Linked DNA regions of Homo sapiens: all the other regions are linked to region 1. Evidence: chromatin contacts called from ENCODE Hi-C or POLR2A ChIA-PET data. All regions are on one chromosome and are shown on one strand. The core of a region is the stretch at or near the end of the contact, and the rest is flanking DNA. Distances in the headings are between cores, read along the strand shown.

Region 1 (3,244 bases), core at 426-2,925:
CCCAGGATCCATTACTGCTACCAACAATCGTGCTTTCTCCAGCAGTGGAGTCACCTGGCACACAAATATACCACCGCAGTGGCCTGAGGATTGGTTTACCTGGGGCTTGCCTCTGTCACTGCCAGTGACTCTGCTCCTTCCAGAATACACATTCTTCTTATCACCATAAACATTCTCCAGGATAGACCACATGTTAGGCCACAAAACTAGTCTCAACAACTTTTAAAAAATCAAAACTATATCAAGTACCTATTCTATGTATTCAGACCACAGTGGAATAAAACTAGAAACCAATGACAAGAGGAACACTGAAAACTGTGTAAATCTATGGAAATTAAACAACATGCTTCTGAATGACAAGCCAATGAAAATAAGAAAATAAAAAGTCTTGAAACAAAGGAAAATAGCAACACAACATCCCCAAACCTAGGGAATATGGCAAAAGTGGTGTTAAGAGGGAAGTGTATAGCAATAAACACCTACATCATAAATGTAGAAAGATTTCAAATAGCCAACCTAATGATGTACCTCAAGAAGAAAAGAACAAACCAAACCCCAATTACTAGAAGGAAAGAAATAAAGATCAGAGCAGAACTAACCAAAACAAACTAAAAACATAAAAAGATGAGCAAAATGAAAAGAAAAAACAATATCCCAACAAACCATTAGCTAAACTAAGAATAAAAAAGAATACCCAAATAAAATCAGAAATAATAAAGGAGGTATTACAGCTGATACCACAGAAATAGAAAGGATCATGAGAATCTATTATGAACAACTATACACTGAAAAATTGGAAAACCTAGAGTAAATGAATAAATTTCGGGACACATACAACCTACCAAGATTGAGTCACAAAGAAATAGAAAACCTGAACAACCAATAACAAGTAATATGATTGAACCAGTAATAGAAGTTCTTTCAACAAAGAAAAGCTCAGCACTGGATAGCTTCCTTGATGAATACTACCAAACTCATTAAAAAGTATTAACAATAATTCTTAAACTATTCCAAAACATTGAAGAGGAAGAAATTCTTCCTAGCTCATTCTATCAGGCCAGCATTACTCTGATACCAAAAGCATAAAACAACAAAAACCAGCAACAACAAAAGAAACCGTAAAGCCAAGCCAGTATCACTGATAAACACGGATGCAAAAATCCTCAACAAAATACTCCCACACCAAATCCAATAGCACATCAAAAAGATTATATATCACAATCAAGTGGGAGTTTTACTAGGAATGCAAGGATGTTTTGACATGTGCAAATCAATAAATAAGATGCATCACATCAACAGAATAAAGGACAAAAACCATATGATCACCTCAATAGATGCAGAAAAACATTTCAGAAAAGCATTTCATAAAATTCAACATCCCTTCATGATGAAAACTCTTAAAAATTATACAGAAAGAACATACCTTAACACAAAAAGGCAAAATATAACAAGACCACACCATATTGAACAAAGAAAAGCTGAAAACTTGTCTTCCAAGAACTGGAATGAGACAAAGATGGCCACTTTCACCACTCTTATTTCACATAGTACTGGAAATCCTAGCCAGAGCAATTAGGCAACAGAAAGAAATAAAGGACATTCAAATTGAAAAAAGAGGAAGTCAAATTGTTCCTTTTTTCAGATGATGTAATGTTATATATAGAAAAGCCTAAAAACTTCATCAAAATACGGTTAGAGAAATGGAAATCCAAACCACAAACCACAATGACATACCATCTCACACTAGTCAGGATGGCTGTTTTTAAAAAGTCAAAAGATAACAGGTGCTGGCAAGGCTGTGGAGCAAAAGGAACACTTTTATACACTGTTGGTGGGAGTGTAAATTAGTTCACCCATTGTGGAAGACAGTGTGGCAATACTTCAAAGACCTAAAGACAGACCATTTGACCCAGCAATCCTATTAGTAGGTATGTAACTGAAGGAATGTAAATTGTTCTATTATGAAGACACATGAACACGTATGTTCACTGCAGCACTATTTACAATAGCAAAGACATGGAATCAACCTAAATACCCATCAATGATAGACTGGATAAAGAAAATGTGTACATATGCAACATGGATTACTATGCAGCCAGAAAAAGATTATGTCCTTTGCAGGGACATGAATGGAGCTGGAGGCCATTATCCTTAGAAAACTAATGTGGGAACAGAAAACCAAATACTGCATGTTCTCACTTATAAGTGGGAGCTAAATAATGAGAACACACCAATGCATAGAGGGGAACAACACACACTGGGGCCATTGAAGTGTGGAGGGTGGGAGGAGAGAGACGGTCAGGAAAAAGAACTAATGGATACTAGGTTTAATACCTGGGTTATGAAATTACAACAAACCTCCATGACACATGTTTACCTATGTAACAAAACTGCACATCCTGCACATGTACCCCTGAACTTAAAAAGAACAACACATTATAAAACTGGAAAAAAAAAAAAACAACCCTCTTAGAAATGGCAAACAAATTCAGCAAAGTTGCAGGTCACAAAATCAACATACAAAAATCAGTAGTGTTTTGGCTGGGCACGGTGGCTTACACTTGTAATCCCAGTACTTTGGGAGGCCGAGGCGGGTGGATCACCTGAGGTCAGGAGTTTGAGACCAGCCTGGCCAACATGGCGAAACCTCGTCTCTACTAAAAATACAAAAATTAGCCCAGCACAGCAGCAGGTGCCTGTAAATCCCAGCTACTTGGGAGGCGGAGGCAGGAGAATCGCTTGAACCCGGGAGGCAGAGACTGCAGTGAGCTGGGATGGTGCCAATGCACTCCAGCCTGGGTTACAGAGCCACATTCCATCTCAAAAAAAAAAAATCAGTATTTCTGTACAGTAACAATGAGCTAGATTTAAAAAATCCATCTCATTTACGATAGCTACCAGAAAAATAGATAACTTGGAATAAATTTCACCAAGGAAGTAGAAGACTTCTACAAAAAATACTACTAAATACTGATACAAGAAATCTAAGACAACACAAAAATTGGAAAGACATTTTATGTTTATGGATTATAAGAATTAATATTGTTAAAATAACCATTCTATTTAAAGGATCTACAGATTCAGTGCAATTTCTATCAATATATCAAAGACATTTTTCACGGAAATAGAAAAAGTCCTAAAATTCACATGAAACCAGAAAATACCCTGGATAGCTAAAGCAATCCCAAGCAGAAAGAGCAAAGCTAGAGGCATCACACTACCTGACTTCAAAATATACTTACAA
Region 2 (3,156 bases), core at 301-2,800, 560 kb after region 1:
CTGATGGTCTAGGCAAATGATGCTCCAAATGCCTGAATTTCAGCCTGAGGTTAGAGCAGAGAGGATCTTGATGCACCACTATTTCAGGGGAGCAGGCTGGTAAACCCAGTAATAGCACATGCAGACCAGGTCAGCACAAGCTGACCCTGGTGGCAAGTCTTGCCCAGGCAAAATTGCAGCTGTAGCAGCTCCCTTTTGCCCTAGGTTTCTGATGTGGGAAAGCACAATTCAAAGACATGTTTCATGTTATTTTATCTGTTCTTATAATACTATATTTTATTCTATATTGAATAAGAATGAAAATAGTAAATAATGACTCAATGTAGTATCAATTAAATATTGTAATTAAAATGCTTACACAAGTGATTGACAAAAACAGACACTAAATAAATATTGGCAATTGTTATTTGGTGGGTCCTCACTGAATTTTCAACTTTTGTTCTTTCCTCTAGGTCAGTCTTGTTTGCATTTTGTTTCAAACTGGGTTAACCTAGCAGTAGTGTGCTATTCATTTGAGAACGTAGAAAATAGGAATACACATTCAGTACGAATAATTCCTAATCCTAAACACAGAAATGTAAGATAAATTATACTACATAAACACCACAAGTCATGCCAAACACAGACTTATTTTTGTTCACTGTCGTGACACTAGGGAGACATCTGACTCTTTAGCTCTGTGACACTGACATTTCCGGCTTAGAATTCATTTCCGTTAAAAATCATCTTAATATCATTTAAAATAATATGCTGTGACTTTTGGGATCTGCAAAATTATTACCGGTTAAATATAAAAGCAAGTCCATAAAAATACAAAATAAAATGAATATTGTTTTTACCTGGCAATCCTTTGTGTCTCCACGGCATGTAATTTAGAAGAGGAGGACATGTTCTAACAGAAGGAAAGGGTGCCCTCTAGTGTTTTAGTTAAAAGTGAACAATTAGCTAACATACCTCTCAAACTTATATTTATTAGATTCTCAACTGAAAATAGTCTCTAGAGTAAAGATTAGACTAAAAAAAAATAAAGCTACTAGTAGTATAAGGTGTTAGGAAAACATATGGTATTTATGATGCATTCTTCTTGAGCTTAAACATAGAAAAGTGTAGAATGAAAGATTAAGTCAATCTATCATGTTCTCCTTTTCCATCACCTAATAAATTACAGTTACTCTATCTGTGGAGTTTGCCTCAAGCTTGGAATTGCTAAACATTTATGATAATATTGCAGCTGTCATTGTCCAAAAATACATAGATATGAACATTTTTGTCACAAAATGTTGACTGTATACATTTCCTTCAAACTGATTTTTTCAATATTTTTAGTAATAATTTTAGCCAGATTAGATTAAAACACAATATAAATTACTTTTTATATATTTAAAATACTTCACTAAATATTTTATGCATTTCTATGTCCTATTTTATTAGAATTAATAATAATATAATGTATTGTCAATTTTCTCCCTAAATTGAATATATTTCTCTACAGTTTTCTCAAGAGGGATTTGCAGAGACAGGATGCTATGAAATTACCTCTCCCATGCCCTCCACAGTACTAAGACTGAGGTACCTGTCTACATCAAAAGATGAGTACTACAATGCAGATGACTTAGCCAGGTGATTCTTTACCTTTACACCATCTCCTATTATAAGCTGAATTGTCCCCTTCCCCAAATTCATATATTGAGTTTCTAACATTCAGCTCCTCATTTAAAGACAAGATTTTTTAAAAGGTGATTAAAGTAAAATGAGGTCACTGATGTGGGCCTAATCCAATAGGACTGATATTCTTAGAAGAAAAAAGATTAAGACACAGACAGAAGAAAGACCATGTAAAGGCACAAGGAGAAGACAGCCATTTACAAGCCAAGAAGAGAGGTCTCTGAAAAACCAACCCTGCTGGCACCTTGCTCTTGGACTTCTGGCCTCCAGATTTATGAGGAAGTAAATTTCTGTTGTTCAAGCAACCTGAATTGGTTTACTTTCAAATGGCAGCCCCAACAAACTGATAGGTCCGCAGAGTTCTTTTTCTTTCCACGATGTAAACATTTTAAATTCATTTTTTTCAGAAAGCATTACTTCCACCTCAATTTTGAGTTCCAGTAAACAAAACTTAAACATCAAATGGTGATAAACAGTATAAACTTGCATCTAATACATGATAAACAAATATTAGCAATAACTTTTATTAGCTGGGCCAATGGCTTGCTCTTTCTCCGTCATTAAAGTGTCCCCAGTATATCCTCTTTTCTCCTGTTTTCTTCAAAGCCAGACAAATTGGCTCCACTTTCCAGCAAAACAGTGGGTCCATCTGTCAGTAGAGTACAAAAAGAACAGAAAATTCCGTACCTCTAACTATATTAATCCATAGCTACATGCAATTTGCACAATCTCAGTGTGCACATATAATAACTCATATCTTACTTTCACTTATATCTATAAATCATGGTGTCAGGGGAAGCAGACACGAGTAAACCAAAACAGATAAAGATATGTACTCACACATAAATTAAAATTCAAAAATAACTTTTTGATTAAATAGTTCATAATTTGGAAACCTCTTTACTCAGTTTTGATTGTAAAACATAGGGATATCTCAAATAAATTGAGATCTCTATCATTCTCCTATTCATTTGTCATATTTTCAAAACAAAATTATTGAACACCTAATCTCTGCTTCACATTAGTAAATAAAAATAGATAAGTCAAGGAATTAGCATTGGGTTGGTCTTAGAGAAAAGCAAAAGAAGTGTAGTACTTGGTCAGGTAACTCTCTGATGTAAAATGTATTTTCCCCCTGTGTGTTTATCTCTCTCTCTGTATGTGTATTTCCCTAACTAGTTGTAGCCATAACATTAGGTAACATGTATAAAATGCTTAGGAAAGCTCCTGGCACAAATTAAGTATTTAATAAACCAAGATAGTTAACTAATTAGCCTATTTAAATTCCAGTTTCTACATCCATGAAAAGAAGAAAAATATATTTATTTGATGCGGATGTTGTCGGGATTGAATGAGATAATGCATGTAGCCCAAATTTTACATATACAGTTTAATTAATATTAACCCCACCCCCTAAAAAACTGCATATGATATGAACACAGGATGATTTCCACAAATTATGTTAACATCAACTGAAAAATTATTCATTTA
Region 3 (3,367 bases), core at 664-3,163, 640 kb before region 1:
GCACACACACCCCACCCCCCACCCTCATGGGATTCAGGGCACTCTTGTCTCACCTACAACAGTTCTGTCATCACAAAATCTGCTACTAAGATTTTATTTGCAAGGCTTAGGTTTGGGACTTTCTGGGGCCAAAATATTTCTATCGTTTTTCACTTCTTAAAGGCTAGACAGAGCGGACTTCAAGCCTACTCTCTTGATCTGTTATTTTGCTCTTAGTGATCTGTTTAGGTTTTTCTCTGTGGGTAATTGTGCGATGTTTTAAAGATGCCTGAAGGCGTCTTGACCGTGACTTGATAGGGTCTGACTTCAGAGGGTCTCATAGTCTCCCTGAGTTCTTTAAAGGCTCTAGTAACTGGTAGAGTCTTAAAAATATGCAGCCATTTCTCCAAAGCTTGCCTATTGGTTTGGGAGCATTTTAAATGGCAGATGCTTTTGATCCACCTTTCTTCTGTCTCTGAGATGACTCCCACCCACTGCACGTGGTCTATGCACAGGTTATCAAACCGGAATTGACCTCCCCACAGAGAAGGGAGGTTAAAAAAAAAAAAAAAAAGACACGGAAATCCTCTTTCTTTTTATTGTTGTCCACTATTACTCACCTCATATAATAAACGGGCAGCTCTTTCTTTGGTCTTCCCCTTGAGGCTGCTGTATTTAAAAATCTAAAGAATGCAAAGAATGCTTACTGTGAACTATAAGAGTATCTTTCAGCCACAAATGCTCTTGCCACCTCTTAGCTTCCAGGCAAAGATACACTTGTAAGGGAAAGGCAGCCAGAAGTATGGGGGCCTGAGGTGGGGGTATATGTGGGGGCTGAGGGTTGATATTAATGGAGTTTGTTCTCCTTTTCTCCCTCAGACAGGCTTTATCATTTTCTGTCTTGAAAAATTACTAAGTAGCATTTGAAATAAACTCCCCCAGGGAAAATGACATGGATATTGTGAATTTTAAGTAAAAATCACTTTCTGCCTCTCTGCATGATTAATTCTTCTTCATATCTTCTTTTCCAAATATCGTGTTAAAAACAGTATTGCGTTTACATATAGTCTTAAATAACCATGGTTAATAGCAGAAGAAAGATAGTTCTTTGTCTGACTAAAGCAAGTAACTTTTTCAGTGCAAAGTATCAGTTGTAGGGCTGGAGACAGTGGAAGTTGCTGTTCTGCCCTCTGTTTCTAGAAAAATAAAGTTTTTCTGAGACTAAAAAGGAAGCAAAGGACACAATTCTGAAAGGAGGAAAGTTTTCCTATTGATGATTAGGACTTTAACTTTACCCTGGAAATAATGAGCTTGGTTCTTTCTTTTATCCTCAGGAAGACTTAAGAGATACCTTAAGTTTGTTTTGCCCCTTTCTTCTTTCAGAGATCCTGCACTTCACTATACTAATGCCAACGTGGGGAGAACTGGTTTCTTTACAACCCAGAGAGCCCAATGGAAAGTGGTATTCTTTGTCTCCGCAAAACTAAAATAACAAGTGTTTCTTGCAGGTAATAAGGCACAAGTGTAGGCCACACAGAAACGGTGACCCAATCTGGGCACAAATGGGACTCTTTGCCATTTTAGGATGTCGTGTTGGAATTTCAAAGAGCTGAAACCAAGGTCAGAGCTGGTCATATTTAGGAAACAATCCTCTAACAACCTTCGCTTTGCCTGACCTGTTTCACGTAGTATAGTCCAGATTCATTTGTTTCCACTTCCTTGCCTGGAATGCCTTCCTTTCCTTTAATGAGTTTGAGTCTGGTCCTTTCTTCCAATATGCTGCTCCAGTTTTACCTACTTGCAAAAGCCTTTCAAAGTTTCCAATTCCTAGTCTCGAGGGATTGCCTTTTTCTCTGGATTCCTATGCCCCTTGGATCTCTAGTTCATGCATTCAGCCAGTCATTCATGATGTTCCCTCTCTCTGGGATGCTCTTCTCCCAGGTCTTTGCATGGCTGGCTTCTTCTCACTCAACTGAAATGCCACTTTCAGTTTCCCTCACTACCATTCTAAAGTAGGAGCCTTTTCTGTATATTCAGAGACTGTTGAGTTGAGACAGATCTGAAGATGGAAGATACTAGATCCACACCCGTTAGTGTAAGAAACAGAGAAATTTCCTGGAAATTTCTGGTGGCTAAAATATGTGAGATGCAAATGTGTATTTTAAGGATGGTAGTTTAATGTGAATAAGCAGGAAAGACTGTGTGTTTAGCTCATATTAATCTCTGGGGTCTTCCCCTAGTTGTTCTCTGGATGAGGTTTCTTAGTATTGAGGATTGACAGAGGGTGTACCTAACCTGAAGAAGTAAGGAAAGTAAAACCTTAAATGCCAGTAAACATCATACAGTTTAGGTTGAAAAACTCTTGTAGCTCATTAAAAGGGTTCACAGGAAGGTTTCAAAAGCAGGGTATTGAACCAGAAATGTAGGTCTGGGGAAATGAAACCTAAGTGTAAGATAAATGGAAGTGAGAAGTAGAAATAGGAATTAGAAAGAAAGTAGTGTGAAAATGGAATAGCTATGGGAGAAAATTGTTTACAGTGCCATTGGGGTGCACATCCTACTTTTGTAAAGAAAAGTTTAAAATAACATCTTTATTAACATATAGTTCACATATCATATAATCACCCATTTAAAGTGCACAATTCAAAGGTTTTTAGTATATTCACAGATACATGTCACCATCACCACAGCCAAAATTAGAACATTTTTATCACCTCATAAAGAAGCCCCATATTTTTTAGCTACTACCCCCCATCCCTCCTATCTCCAGACAAACACTGAAGTGCCTTCTGTCTTTATGGATTTGCCTGTTCAGGATATTTCATGTAAATGGAATTATATAATACATAGTCTTTGTCTTATGTAATTTCCTTCTTTCCCTTAACATAATGTTTTCAAGGTTCATTCGTGTCAAAGCGTGTGGTAGTACTTCCTCTTTTTTTTTCTTTTTTTTTTTTTTTTTGAGACAGAGTCTCACTTTGTCGCCCAGGCTAGAGTGCAGTGGCATGATCTCAGCTCACTGCAACCTCCGCCTCCCGGGTTCAAGCAATTCTCCTGCCTCAGCCTCCCGAGTAGCTAGCATTACAGGCCTGCTCCACCATGCCAGGCTAATTTTTTGTATTTTTAGCAAAGACGGGGTTTCACCATGCTGGCCAGGCTGGTCTCTAACTGCTGACCTCGTGATCCACCCACCTCGGCCTCCCAAAGTGCTGGGATTACAGGCATGAGCCACTGCGCCTGGCTGCAGTACTTCCTTTTTATGGCCAAATAATGTTTCATCGTATGGATGGATGTATAATGTTTTGTTTGGTCATTGATCAGTTGATAGACATTTGGGTTGTTTCTACCTTTTGGCTATTATGAATAATGCTGGTATAAATATTCATGT

The links. Hi-C counts contacts between places; a loop is a spot of excess contacts on that map. ChIA-PET counts read pairs that join two places held with the same protein, here RNA polymerase II (POLR2A). Pooled maps may share reads with other maps.
Region 2: a map of chondrocyte shows a loop between it and region 1 (2.9-fold over the local background). The contact joins the promoter of LINC00377 here to the enhancer-like site in region 1. A Hi-C loop is called at or near these places in 1 of 168 maps with a recorded cell type or tissue (chondrocyte). POLR2A ChIA-PET finds 5 or more read pairs at or near these places in 1 of 52 experiments (GM12878).
Region 3: a map of GM12878 shows a loop between it and region 1 (2.7-fold over the local background). The contact joins two enhancer-like sites. A Hi-C loop is called at or near these places in 1 of 168 maps with a recorded cell type or tissue (GM12878), 3 of 37 single-sample maps with no recorded cell type and 4 of 50 pooled maps.

The regions. Positions count from the first base shown.
Region 1 is chr13:80,452,761-80,456,004 of GRCh38, forward strand. No RefSeq gene overlaps it. Among named protein-coding and RNA genes, the nearest start is that of SPRY2, 110 kb to the left of the region's middle. Within about 2 kb of position 1,676, at least 2 of the 41 ENCODE cell types and tissues checked have a DNase peak (open chromatin) inside an H3K27ac peak, as active enhancers do.
Region 2 is chr13:81,016,841-81,019,996 of GRCh38, forward strand. LINC00377 (long intergenic non-protein coding RNA 377) reads left to right here and starts at 1,551. Exons shown (of 4, transcript NR_125770.1): 1 at 1,551-1,620. RefSeq lists an enhancer at 1-443.
Region 3 is chr13:79,810,283-79,813,649 of GRCh38, forward strand. No RefSeq gene overlaps it. Among named protein-coding and RNA genes, the nearest start is that of LINC01038, 7.6 kb to the left of the region's middle. Within about 2 kb of position 1,914, at least 4 of the 41 ENCODE cell types and tissues checked have a DNase peak (open chromatin) inside an H3K27ac peak, as active enhancers do.